Regions from separate parts of the Homo sapiens genome. Here region 2 is linked to region 1. A link is a contact called in ENCODE POLR2A ChIA-PET data. All regions are on one chromosome and are shown on one strand. The core of a region is the stretch at or near the end of the contact, and the rest is flanking DNA. Distances in the headings are between cores, read along the strand shown.

Region 1 (6,163 bases), core at 2,870-5,369:
AAAAAAAAAAAAAAAAGAAAACAGAACACAATAAAAAGAATAAGAAAAAAAGAAAAACTGCTGTTGTCTTAGTTTCTTCGGAAGCAGACTCTGAGATGAAGATGAGTGTGTATTTCACCCGTGAAGGAAAAGCTCCGTAGAGAAGCAGGTAAGGGGGCAGTGAAAACTGGCCAGGGAAAAATAGGCAAGGGTACCATTTCAGGCCAGGTCCCAGGGAGAACAGCTCCCATCTGATCCCACGGTGGGTTTCTGATGTGTGAAGTACACTCAGCGTTCTTTCTCCTGGGGCCTCCATACTCCCACAGCTGTCAGTTATTGGCTAAGGGCTAACTGGAGTGGATGTGGATTCCTAGACACTTCAGTGTCTCTGTGTAAGTGGCCAAAGTGCCTCCAGTAGCCTGAGGGCAGTCTTCTGAAAAAAAAGTTTTAGGTACTGGCCCTGGGAAGGGAAACCACCCTGAATCTGGAAGAGGAATAAAAGAGCCCTAGGGAATCTGGATGGAACTAAAGCAGTGTCTACTATAATTGAATCTGTGAAAAAAAACGAATGGACAAGGATTTGGCCAAACTTTTTGAAAAAACAAGTCAGCATTTACAAACAATATTAGAAATGAAAAAGGGGTCATAACTGCTGATGCCATACAGATGAAAAAGGAGATACTATACCAATAAATTTGAAAAGACGGAAATGATCAATGTCCAAGGAAAATATGATTTATCAAAGCTACCTTAAGAAGAAATTGAAGCAGGAGTACAGCCTTAACCATTAAAGACATGGAATCAGCTGTTAAAAAGCTTACTCTTGTCCCCCACATAGGCCCAGATGAGTTTGGCTGAGCATTCAAGGAACAGATCATCTCATGTTGGTGTCAATTTAACTGAAGAATAATTAACAAAGGAATATTCCCCAACTCAGATAAATAGAGTATAAAAAAAGGAGATTGCAAATCAGCCTTACTTATAAATGTATATCATATGTACAACTAAACAAACGACAAGAAAGTTAATAAGTGTATTAAAATAAAATAAAATTCGTCATAGGAATGCACAGATTTATATTAAAAAGATTAAACGAGAAAAGCCATATGATTATCTCAATAGCATTTGATAAAACTCAATACCTATTCATGATTAGAAAATTCTCTTAGCCAACCCCTCACAAAATAGGAATACAAGGAGTCTTTCTAAATGAAAGATAGGTACTAAAAACCTCGAATGACCTTTTTTTTTTTTTTACTTTTACATATTCTTTCTTTTCTTCAACTTTTATTTTAGACACAGGGGTACATGTGCAGGTTTGCTACATGGGTATATTGTACCTTGTACCCAGGTAATGAGCATAGTACCCAATAGGTACTTTTTTTTTTTTTTTGAGACGGAGTCTCGCTCTGTTGCCAGGCTGGAGTGCAGTGGCTCAATCTTGGCTCACTGCAACCTCCAACTCCTGGGTTCAAGTGATTCTCCTGCCTTAGCCTCCTGAGTAGCTAGGCCTACAGGCGGGCACCACCATGCCCAGCTAATTTTTGCATTTTTAGTACAGACAGGGTTTCACTATGTTGGCCAGGATAGTCTCGATCTCTTGACTTGGTGATCCGTCTGCCTCGGCCTCCTAAAGGTCTTGACCCATTCCCTGATCCCTCCCACCTATCTTTGGTAGTCCACATGGTCTATTGTTCCCATGTTTATGTCCATGTGTGCTCAATGGTTAGCTCCCACTTATAAATGAGAACATGTAGTATTTGGTTTTCTGTTCTTGCATTAATTCACTTAGGATTATGACCTCCAGCTCCATCTATATTGCTGCAAATATAGACATAATTTTATTTCTTTTGTGGGACAGCAATCATCTTTAATGATGAAATTTTAAAATCTTTCTCTCCAAAATAAGGAACAAAACAAAGATTCCTTATGTTGATGGGCAAAAGAAAGTATAAAATAATTTAAGAAGAAAAAAACTGTTATTATTCACAGGCATTATGAGTATCTCAATAGAAAACCCAAGGACATCTATAAATTATTAGAACTAATAAACCTTAGCAAGATTTCTGGATAAGTTATTAATGTACAAACTTCATTTGAATTTCTATAAAACAATTAGAAAAATATCTTGTAAAAACACATCACGTTAGCATAAAAATTAGTGCATTTGAGAATATGTGTGAAATAATGTACAAGACCTTTATGGTAAAATTTTATTTTTAGAAATTTTTCTCAAAAATTTTTAAGAAAAGCTAAAGAAATGGAGAAGCATATCATGTTCATTAATGTGATGATTCAGTATCAAGAAGATATCAGTTCCACTTCCAAATTGCCTTGCAGATTATGACAAAAATCTCAATAGGATTTTCCTAGAACTTAATCGAGTGATCCTAAAATTGATATAAAAGGGCAAAGGTTAATGTCAAAAAAGAAGATAGATAAAATGGAGTGGGGAGGGTATTGGAATTGTCCTACCAAATATAAACATATTACAAAGCTGTAGTAATTAAGATTGTGGATATCATAACAGGAATAGAAAGAACAGAGCTCAGAAGATAACCCATACAGTTATGTAAACTTGACATACAAAAAATGTGGCATTACCAATGTGGAAAGGATGGAGGTAGTGGGAATAAGTGAGATTGGGAAAATTTATTCTCCAGTGGGAAAAAGTAAATTAGATTGCTATCTCATTATTTAATCCAAAATAAGTTCCAAATAATTTATATACCTAAATATAAAAATTGAATATTTAAACCTTGTAGAATAAAATGTAGAGGAATTATTTTGATTTTGGGGGTTTAAAAAAATTCTTAAACAAGAGAAAGAACAGCTGAAATGATTGATAAATATGACTCCATTAAAATAAAAATAAAACTTCTGGACAATAATAGCAATCATGCAGATTATCTGGACAATAATAGCATACATGGAGAGGAGTGAAGCTTCATTGTGACTGAACACACAGTAAAGACTACTAGGTATTTGCTATTACTTCATGTATAGGTTATTTTCCCCCACAATAATTACAATAAAGCTATTTTTACAATGTATTTCTTTTCTCCTTCAGGGAGGAAAAAATGTACCTTCTAGCTTTCCATCTAATGATGTAACTAAAGGAAGAGAATATTATCTGAAAAACATGTTTTCATGTTAATGAAAATAAGTATTTTACTCTTAGGCAAACTTGCCAATTTTAATACAAGCATTTCTTCCATGGGAACCAGTCGTCATTTGCATAAACTCTGTAGCTTGTGGTCTTTTCTTGGTAATGTTAACATGGAGCAAATTTCTCCTGGTGACTTGTTTTGTGTGCCCCAAAATGCAGCCACTGGCTTTTCACAGGAATGTAACTGTTGGCAGGCCCCCAGCAGGTCTGACGCTGCCATATTGCTGGGGACTGAACTGGTTAGTGTGAAAACCAGGAGTCGTCTCTGTTTTCCCTTTTGACCCTGGGTCATCATTTCACATTTTCATCTGGGCCCTTCTCCATTTGTCTCTTGCAGGCTGCTGAAATAAACAAGTGAACTTCATTCCTGCTTCTATATTAGACTGCACCAAAATATTGGTGTAATTAGAAGAGAAACATTTGTAGAAGCTCTGGAGGTCTTATTAATAAAAGATAAAAGATAAAAATCAGATGATCTTGGGTTAATGTTGATCATTGGAGGTGAAGGGTGGCCATTTATAAGAAAAAGTCTTTCCTCAAAATGATATTATTTCTGGCTCTGTGGCCAAGTCCCTACTATTTTAAATGGTGATCTCTCTAAACCCAAGCTCTTCCACATTACAAATAAACTATTACCATGCACCTCTTAAGGAGCAGCAAGAGCTGTTTTTGCTTCAACCCATAGCACAGTTCAGAAGGTCAGACGTGACCACAGTATCTCCTGTTATTTCAGAGCTCACATGTGTTTGCTTTGGCTCTATTTCCCTGGCATTTGGTTTCCGTTATTTTTCCATGGGTTTGGCTTGCAGGAATCAAGGAAACATTTTTTAAAATAAGCAAAGTTTGTAAAGATGAAGTATTCTGAACTGGTCGTGACTGGACACAGTTGGAGGGAATGTAGGCCTCCCAGTTTATGTTCAGTAGCACGGCCCTGACCCCAACATGACGAATATGAGTAATGGTGAGGGCAGAGGGCTGTCCCACTTGGCCAGACTCGCCAGTGCCTCCCTCCTTGCTCTCCATCCAGACTCCAGCGCAGCTCAGCTGTCTTGGTTCAGGGTACTTACTAAGGCCAAAAGCTAAATACCTAGGAGAGCTGAGGGCCTCCCTTGATGAAACATTTTCTATTTCAGCCTCAGTTGCAGCTGATTGTTCTCAATGGAGAGATACTGTGATTGTCTCATTGCTGGGGCTGGTTTTGGTTCCTGCTGTTAGCTCTCTGCAGAATGTGTCTGGGAAATAGGCATTCACTCTGTATAAAGCATGATTAAGAACACTACTGTGGGGTTAAACCGACAGCAGAGACCTCAAGGCCAGATGTTATCAGCCTGTTGGTTTGATATGGGAGAAATGTGGTAGACTGGGTGGGGAGGAATGGAGTGAAGTACAGTAGTTCCCAAGCTTGTCTGCACAATGGGATCACCTGGGGGGTTTTAGAAACTACAAATACCCGTGTTCCACCCCAAGAGGTTGTGATTTAATTGGCCACCTGAAGTTAGGATGTTTTAAAAGATTCCTGGGTGATTTGGGAACCACTGATACAGTGGTAAAGAGCCCAAACTTTGATGTTGTGCAGCCCTAGTTTGAATCCCAATCCCACCACTTAATAACTGTGTGACTTTGACCAAGACGTTAAAACTTTCTGAGTCTCAACTTTCTCATCCTTAATATGGGGATGATCTTTTCTCCTTTATGTGGTTCTTGTGGGAGTGAGTATAAACATGCCGAGTTTTAAATACTAAAAATGTTGTATCAACAGTCAGTGAGCTAAGCAGCAGTGCAAACTCTGCCACTTCCTAGTCATACACTAGAGAGGCCATATGGTAAGAGTTGTTGCCAGTCTGGGTTTTGGAATCATATTGGCCTGGGTTTGAATCCTGGCTCCCCTCTTTGACCTTGGGCAAATGTCTTCACTTTTAAGTCTTCATTTTCCCTGTTGATAAAATAGACATTTTTACCCTATAGGCTTCATAGGAGGATTAACTTACATAACGCATTTAGTGTTTAGGTTGAACAATATAAAATTACCTTTCCTGACAGGTTAAATGATAAATATCAGCAATTTCATTTGTTCTTCACATGAGTCTTCAAAAATGTGAAAAGTCTTCATAAGTCTTCAAAAATGTTAGCAGTAATGGCTGTTATTACTATTAATCAGCATGACCTTGATGGAATTACTTTACATCAGAGGGTCTCAGTTTCCCCAACCATAAAAAGGACACATTGAAATTCTGCCTCTTTCAACCAATTGCTATAAAATTTAAATGAGTTGATGTTTGTGTAATGACTTTGAAGATTATAAACTACGAGAAAATCATGATAATTTAGAAAAAAATTTTCTTAGAGCCGGGCACAGTGGCTCATGCTTGTAATCCCAACACTTTGGGAGGCTGAGGCAGGTGAATCACCTGAGGTCAGGAGTTCGAGACCAGCCTGGCCAATATGGATGAACCCTGTCTCTTCTAAAAATAAAAATAAAAAAAAAATAGCTGGGTGGGGTGGCACACACCTGTAATCTCAGCTACTCGGCAGGCTGAGGCACAAGAATGGCTTGAACCTGGGAGGCAGAGATTGCAGTCAGCTGAGATCGTGCCACTGCACTCCAATCTGGAAACAAGGTTCTGTCTCACAAAAAAAAAAAAAAAAAGAAGAAGAAAAAAGAAAATAAAATCTTCTTAGAAACTGAGCATTTCATGTATATAATGGTAAATATTCTGGGAAAGAGGGGTACATCTGTAAAGTATGAAACATGGGAAGGAAATTGAGTTACACAGAGCTTGGCCTTTGGGATTCAGACAGGAAATCATTTTTTAAGTCTACTCTGAGTTGAGCACCACTAAGCATTGTGGAGAACAGAAGGGGAGTGAAACCCGTGGCTCCTGCCAAAGAAAAACTTGTGTCATGATTGAGAAGATGCATTGCATTATCTGTGCGGAGAATAATAACTAATACTTACGTAATGCTTACCACATGCCAGACCCTGCTAAAGTTTCCTACATGTATTATTTCATTTCA
Region 2 (7,049 bases), core at 3,211-5,710, 120 kb after region 1:
TTCATTATTGTAATGGCAATACAACTTAATACTCTAATTAGACTGAATAACATAGTATGAACCTTAGTATTTGAATTTAGTTTCTTTCCTCTTCATGGTTAAGAACTTAGGTTCTGGAATCAGAGTTCCTGGCTCTATCCTGACTTTCTAAGGGACATTAGATTAGTTAGGTAAGCAATTTAGTTCTCAGTTTCACATTGTAGACTGGAGATAATAGTTGTGTCTTCCTCATAGCGCTGCTGCAAGAATTAAATAAGAAAATACTTATTAAGAAAAGTATCTTGCATATTGTAAGTATCTGTCTTAGTCCATTTTGGGCTACCATCACAGAATACCTGACACTGGATAATTTGTAAAGAACAGAAATTTATCTCTTATAGTTCTGGAGGTTGGGAAGTCCAAGATCAAGGCACCAGTAGGTTCATTCTCAGGTTCTAAGATGGTGCCTTGTTGCTGCATCCTCTGGAGAAGAGGAACCTTGTGTCCTCACATGGCAGAAGAACAGAAGAGAGAGGATCCACTTCTGCAACGTTTTTATAGTGGCATTAATCCATTAATGAGAGAGAAGCTCTCATGACCTAAACATCTTCCAAAAAGCCTCACCTCTCAACAGTATTGCATTGAAGATTCAGTTTCCAACACATGAATTTTGGGGGACTCACTTAGATTATAGCATCACTCAATAAATGTTAGCTTATGGCTGGCATTCTCTGCTTCTGTGAGACAGGAAGCCTGCCTCTGTAATCCAGCCTTCTGTGACACCCTAGTATACCCCTATTGAGTCATTTCCCACTGTCATACCTACCTGTACTAAGAGGGATATGCCATTCATTTCTATTTTTAGATTTATCCCTACTTAACAAACATGGAGTTTGGGACCTGCATTCTGTCAGCATCATGAGGACCTTTCTGGATCTCCATCTGTAGGGCCTAGCCTTTCTTTGAGCTTAGGGGTCTGCCTATCCCTTTAACTATCCAAGACATGGGCTTTGGAGCCAGTCAAGTTGGACACAAATACTATCTTCATCATTGATTAGCTGATCTTAGGCAAATTATTTTACCTCTCTAAACCTTGGGTTCACATGTAAAATGGAGTTCATGACACTTTTCTCAAACTGTTGCTATGAAAAGCAATGAAGTGATGCTAGATGGCGTCTGGCGCAGTTCTTAGCACGTAGCAGGTGTTTGCAAAGAATATTCCACTCCCTCCCTTGTCCCCTCCCCTGTCTGCTCTCTGCTCTGTTTTTACAATGCCATTATCCTTTTTTCTAATAATGTTCCTGTGGTGGAAGAGGGTGGAGGCTGAACATTGAGTTTGTTCTGACCTCAAAAAACCCCTAGATGTTGTGATTTTTGTTCTAGGTCAAGGAAAATAAATCAGCTTGTTCCCGTGTGTGTGTGTTTTTTTCCCCTAGAAGTGAGACTCAGCTAAAGTTCTGGGAACAGAGAGTTCAGGTTAGCTGTGTTCTGCTTGAGAGGTTTTTCTGTGTCTCTCCATTGAGCAGGTTAGTCCTGGGTGTCTTGCTTGGGCAGATACTTTACTTTTTATTCAATAGGTTAATAGCTACATTTTCTTCAGGGCCTTGAAAGAGTTTGTATAGCTTCTGAGACTCTACATTGAATCAGTATGATCATATAATCTTAATATAATTATTAGCACAGTGTTGGAATTTAGTATTTTGGTTATAGGGCAGAGAGCTCAAGAGGTCACATTGTGGTGTCAGGTAGACCTAGGTTTAAATTATAGGCTGTGTACATTGAGAAAATTATACCAGAGCTTCTTGGTGTGCCTTGAAACAATTCACTAGTATAGTCAACTGTTGGATGGCTAGATAGGGCCTGAGGTGGCCAGTGCCCCCACAGATGGTTTCTTATGCCTGCCAGGACCTACAAAGTGCTGTACAAATGTTATTCTTTTCGATTTGTGCCTTGACATGACAAGCCTTGTGTTTCTCATCTGTAAAATGATTATAACAATAGTATTTACCTTAAAATAATTAATATATCCAAAGTGTTTAGAATAGGACCTACCACATAGTAATATATGTAAGTAATTATTGTTATCAGCTATAATTGTTTTCCAAATATTATCTATAAAAGGGAGATGGATAAATATTTATTTATACTTTGGATAATAACCTAATACTACATTATTTTGTTCTTCAAATTATTTTAGCTTTGGCCATCAGGTGCTTTTCCAGGTTGACTCGTGTATACTTTTATCATCCTTTTGCTTTTTGAATACCTCCTTACTTTCTAGCATTGAAAGATGCTCCAGGCTCACTTTGTATTTTCTGTGCCCCAGCTCTGGAATCAGCCATTTCTCCAAGGATCCCTGGTTCCTTTTATTGAAAAATAGTATTAGACATCAAGATCTGGGTACTAGGTGAGCCACTAGATTTTGATCCAAATACTTTTGTATTATGTTGGTGTCTGTGAAATGACACATTGAGATGAGCTGGTCAGGGAGGCACTGCAGGGCAGGGTATAGAATAGTTATATCAAGCCAGAGTCACGGAATGAGAGTGTTTACTGGAACTTGAGTATACCCAGAAGGGAATGTTGCTGAGGAGAGTCTGTGGAAGAAATCAGTCTGTGGAAGAAATCAAGGATGTTTTTATAGGCAGTGTGAGTCACAATGATTCTGCAGTGGTGATTACATTCTAATGATCCCTGACTTCTTTAGAATTGTTTCGATGCTTTCTTTTCATTCCAATTATCTATTGCTGTGTAACAAATTACTCCAGAACTTACTGGCTTAATACAACAATTGTTTTATCATCTCTCTTGGTTTCTGTGGGTTAGTGATTTGGGGAAAGGCTCTGCTGGATGGTTCTGGAGTCTTTAATGAAGTTTCAGTGAGCTGGTGGCTACAGCTGTAACAGTAGAGATATGGAGCAGCTGGGGACAGCTAGATCTCTCACTTATATCTCTTCTTCAGATAGTCTCAGGGCTTCTCCATGTCGTCTCCTCATGTAAACTAGCTTGCTTCCTCACAGCATGGCAGCCTCAGAGCAGTTGGAGTGCTCACATGGGAACCAAAGACCCCAGTGCAGGTGTTCCATGGGACCCTCACCCTTTCTGACCTCACTTTAGAATTTACTTTCACTGCAATCTATTTGTTACAAGTGAGTTACAGACTGCTCAGATTCAAGGGGAGGGGATACAGACCCATCTCTCGATGGGCAGAATGCCAAAGTTGCATTTTAACAAGAGTCTCTGGGATGAGAGTCATTGTTCTGAGCATCTTTGGGGGAAAAAATCCTCCACACATTCACATATGCTCCCAAGATTTCTAGCATTTGAAAATATGGCATACATTCATAAAAGCTGAAAGGTGCTGCCCTAAATTGGAAGGGTCTTTATCTGGTGTCTTTCTGTACATTTCTTCCTTTATTTCTCACTGTCATGACTTCTTAGAATTTCTTTCTTACCCACTATCACTCATCTACTTTCCCATGTCATGTTTTCTGATTCTGTCTTGAGGGACATAAAGATTTTCTTTAAGTGGGCTGTTTGCTCTTAGTGTGGCTGAAAGACGACATGTCTAATAAAACACATAAACGGAGAGAGATGACACAAATGAGTAACGGAAAACAGAAGGAAAAATGAACAACGATGGGGAAAACAGAGTCAGTGGCACTGAAAAATATGTGAGAGCACACACAGAAGGGACTGAAAAATGTTTAAGAGTGAAAATAAGGAAATATTAAACAAAAGAAAAAACTGCACCAGTGCTAAGAATTGTCACAGGCCTATTTTCTACAAAATAGTAAAACTGGGAATCAGGGATGTCCTTAAATCATAAAAATTGTGTAAAAAATTAAATGTAAGTGAGAGAAGAGGGTCCATATTGCTTATCAGACCTGCCAAGGGGTATGTGGCTAAAGCAGCTTTAAGATCCAGTGATAAGGTCAGGTGCGCTGGCTCACGCCTGTAATCCCAGCACTTTGGGAGGCCGAGGGGGGTGGTCACCTGAGGTCAGGAGTTTGAGACCAGCCTGGCCAACATGGTGAAATCCCGTCTCTACTAAAAGTACAGAAAATTAGCCGGGTGTGGTGGCATGTGCCTGTAATCCCAGCTATTCAGGAGGCTGAGGCAGGAGAATCACTTGAACTGAGGAGGCGAAGGTTGCAATGAGGCGAGATCATGCCATTGCACTCCAGCCTGGGAAATAAGAGTGAAACTTCGTTTCCAAAAAAAAAAAAAAAAACAAATCCAGTGATAAAATGTCAGAAGCTCACATGGAGAAGGACTTGTTCAAAGTTACAGATAGGAGCAGGAGAGCTCTGAAAATCTGACGTCACTGATTCAGTGACTATGTATGTCCCAGCTGAGATTCAGCTTGTTTTGGCCCCATTCTGCTTCCTGGTGAGACATGCTGTTCCTCCCTTGCAAGTTTGTTCATCTGCTTTTATCTCACTGTCCAGTTAACATTCATCCATTCTCCTGTTGTTCTTACTAATACTTATGATATGTCCACACCTTTACCAATTGCTATTGTCTATTCTACAGCTGAGCTCTTTCTTAGCACACTCTACACACACACAGAGACACAGACACACATAGACACACACAGTTTTGTTTCTTTGGTTGTTAGAAATCACAGTTTTCTTCTATGTGCAAAGAGATACACTGGGTATGAAAACTCCATGAATGGAGAGGGCATGACAAAATCTAGACGTTAAGAATGCTGCACTTCTTAGCAAGCAATGAAAGGACAGAATTCATGAGTTCAGGAGGGAAATTTTCCTCTGCCATGCTACATGAGGGAGCTCTAATTTTCTATTTTCATAAAGTTTGTGAAAAGAAGTAGTGTGTATTTAATAAAGGCTGCGGGTTAATTTCCAGGGCAAACCACTAGATGGAGGCCCTGCCTAAAGAACACACTTGAAGAATGAGTCACTCCGATCTGCAAGTTTCCTCTTCCAAACGTGAATTGGAAGGCCGGGAGCAGTGGCTCAGGCCTGTAATCCCAGCACTTTGGGAAGTCATAGGTGGGCAGATCATGAGGTCAGGAGATCGAAACCATCCTGGCTAACATGGTGAAACCCTATCTCTACTAAAACAAAACAAAACAAAAAACAGCAACAACAAAAAACCCAACCAAACAAAAAAACGTGAATTGGGGGCACCAGCTGAAATCCTAATTTATCCAAAAGGCTCTGTAATCTTGTCTTGTTGTAGAACACGCCTCCTTTCTAACCGCTTTGTCAATTCTCCACTTTCTTACTCATGAATTGCCCCAAAATTGGGTCATGCAATGCCCCATGGTTCCGTACACTTATACAACTAACTATAGGAATGTTTTTTACTCTTTAAAGACTTTTCCCTTCTGAATGCCAGAATGCCAACTTTGTCTTTATTCTCCATTTCATGAGCTTTAAGTGCTACCTGACCTGTGAAGAGTTTGTTGTTTCTTGAAAGGAAACCTTGACAACACAGGTAATCTCCCCAGTATGGGATTTAGAGTCTACATAGTAAATAAACAGAGACAAATCTGAAGGTAGCTAACCTCTTTTTCTGGGGGTGGAGTTAAGTTTTTCTGACTGATACAGATTACTCCATAGCTAAGGCACTTGGGACAGGCCTTATTTTTTATTGTGAGTATTATTAGAAGCAAGTGTACGTTTACTCTGCCAATAAAACTCCATTGGTTTAAACGTATTATAGCTGCATCTCATAAGCTATACACTCACAAATATTTAACATTTTCATCAAATAAATCTTCACACTTGAGATATACAAGTCAATCAACAATTCACAGAGCTTACTTTCTTTTATTTTGTGTATAAGAAAGCAAGAATGGAGATGGGCCTAGCTTCCCAACCTACATCTTTCTCTCGTGCTGGATGCTTCCAGGAATACTTGAACATCAGACTCCAAGTTCTTCAGTTTTAAGATTCGGACTGGCTCTTCTTGCTCCTCCAGCTTGCAGACAGCCTATTGTTGGAACTTGTGATCATGGCTTGGGAGCCAAGATGGCCGAATAGGAACAGCTCCAGTCTACAGCTCCCAGCATGAGCAATGCAGAAGACGGGTGATTTCTGCATTTCCAACTGAGCTTTGAAGAGAGTAGTGGTTCCCCCAGCACGCAGCTTGAGAGATGGGCAGACTGCCTCCTCAAGTGGGTCCCTGACCCCCGAGTAGCCTAACTGGGAGGCACCCCCCAGTAGGGGTGGAATGACACCTCATACGGCCGGGTACTCCTCTGAGACAAAACTTCCAGAGGAATGATCAGGCAGCAGCATTTGCGGTTCACCAATATCCGCTGTTCTGCAGCTACCGCTGCTGATACCCAGGAAAACAGGGTCTGAAGTGGACCTCCAGTAAACTCCAACAGACCTGCAGCTGAGGGTCCTGACTGTTAGAAGGAAAACTAACAAACAGAAAGGACATCCACACCAAAACCCCATCTGTACGTCACCATCATCAAAGACCAAAGGTAGATCAAACCACAAAGATGGGGAAAAAACAGAGCAGAAAAACCAGAAACTCTAAAAATCAGAGGGCCTCTCCTCCTCCAAAGGAACGCATCTCCTCACCAGCAATGGAACAAAGCTGGATTGAGAATGACTTTGATGAGTTGAAAGAGGAAGGCTTCAGAAGATCAAACTACTCCGAGCTAAAGGAGGAAGTTCGAACCAATGGCAAAGAAGTTAAAAACTTTGAAAAAAAATTAGATGAATGGATAACTAGAATAACCAATGCAGAGAAGTCCTTAAAGGACCTGATGGAGCTGAAAACCATGGCACAAGAACTATGTGACGAATGCACAAGCCTCAGTAACCAATGCGATCAACTGGAAGAAAGGGTATCAGCGATGGAAGACGAAATGAATGAAATGAAGTGTGAAGAGAAGTTTAGAGAAAAAAGAATAAAAAGAAATGAACAAAGCCTCCAAGAAATATGGCACTATGTGAAGAGACCAAATCTACGTCTGATTGGTGTACCTGAAAGTGACGGGGAGAATGGAACCAAGTTGGAAAACACTCTGCAGGATATTATCCAGGAGAACTTCCCCAATCTAGCAAGGCAGGCCAACATTC

Evidence for each region. ChIA-PET counts read pairs that join two places held with the same protein, here RNA polymerase II (POLR2A).
Region 2: POLR2A ChIA-PET joins it to region 1 with 22 read pairs in PC-9. The contact joins two enhancer-like sites. POLR2A ChIA-PET finds 5 or more read pairs at or near these places in 2 of 52 experiments (HEK293 and PC-9).

Annotation. Positions count from the first base shown.
Region 1 is chr11:27,280,192-27,286,354 of GRCh38, reverse strand. No RefSeq gene overlaps it. Among named protein-coding and RNA genes, the nearest start is that of BBOX1-AS1, 65 kb to the right of the region's middle. Within about 2 kb of position 4,119, at least 9 of the 41 ENCODE cell types and tissues checked have a DNase peak (open chromatin) inside an H3K27ac peak, as active enhancers do.
Region 2 is chr11:27,156,787-27,163,835 of GRCh38, reverse strand. The region is part of intron 2 of BBOX1-AS1 (BBOX1 antisense RNA 1); the gene reads left to right. Among named protein-coding and RNA genes, the nearest start is that of BBOX1-AS1, 58 kb to the left of the region's middle. Within about 2 kb of position 4,460, at least 2 of the 41 ENCODE cell types and tissues checked have a DNase peak (open chromatin) inside an H3K27ac peak, as active enhancers do.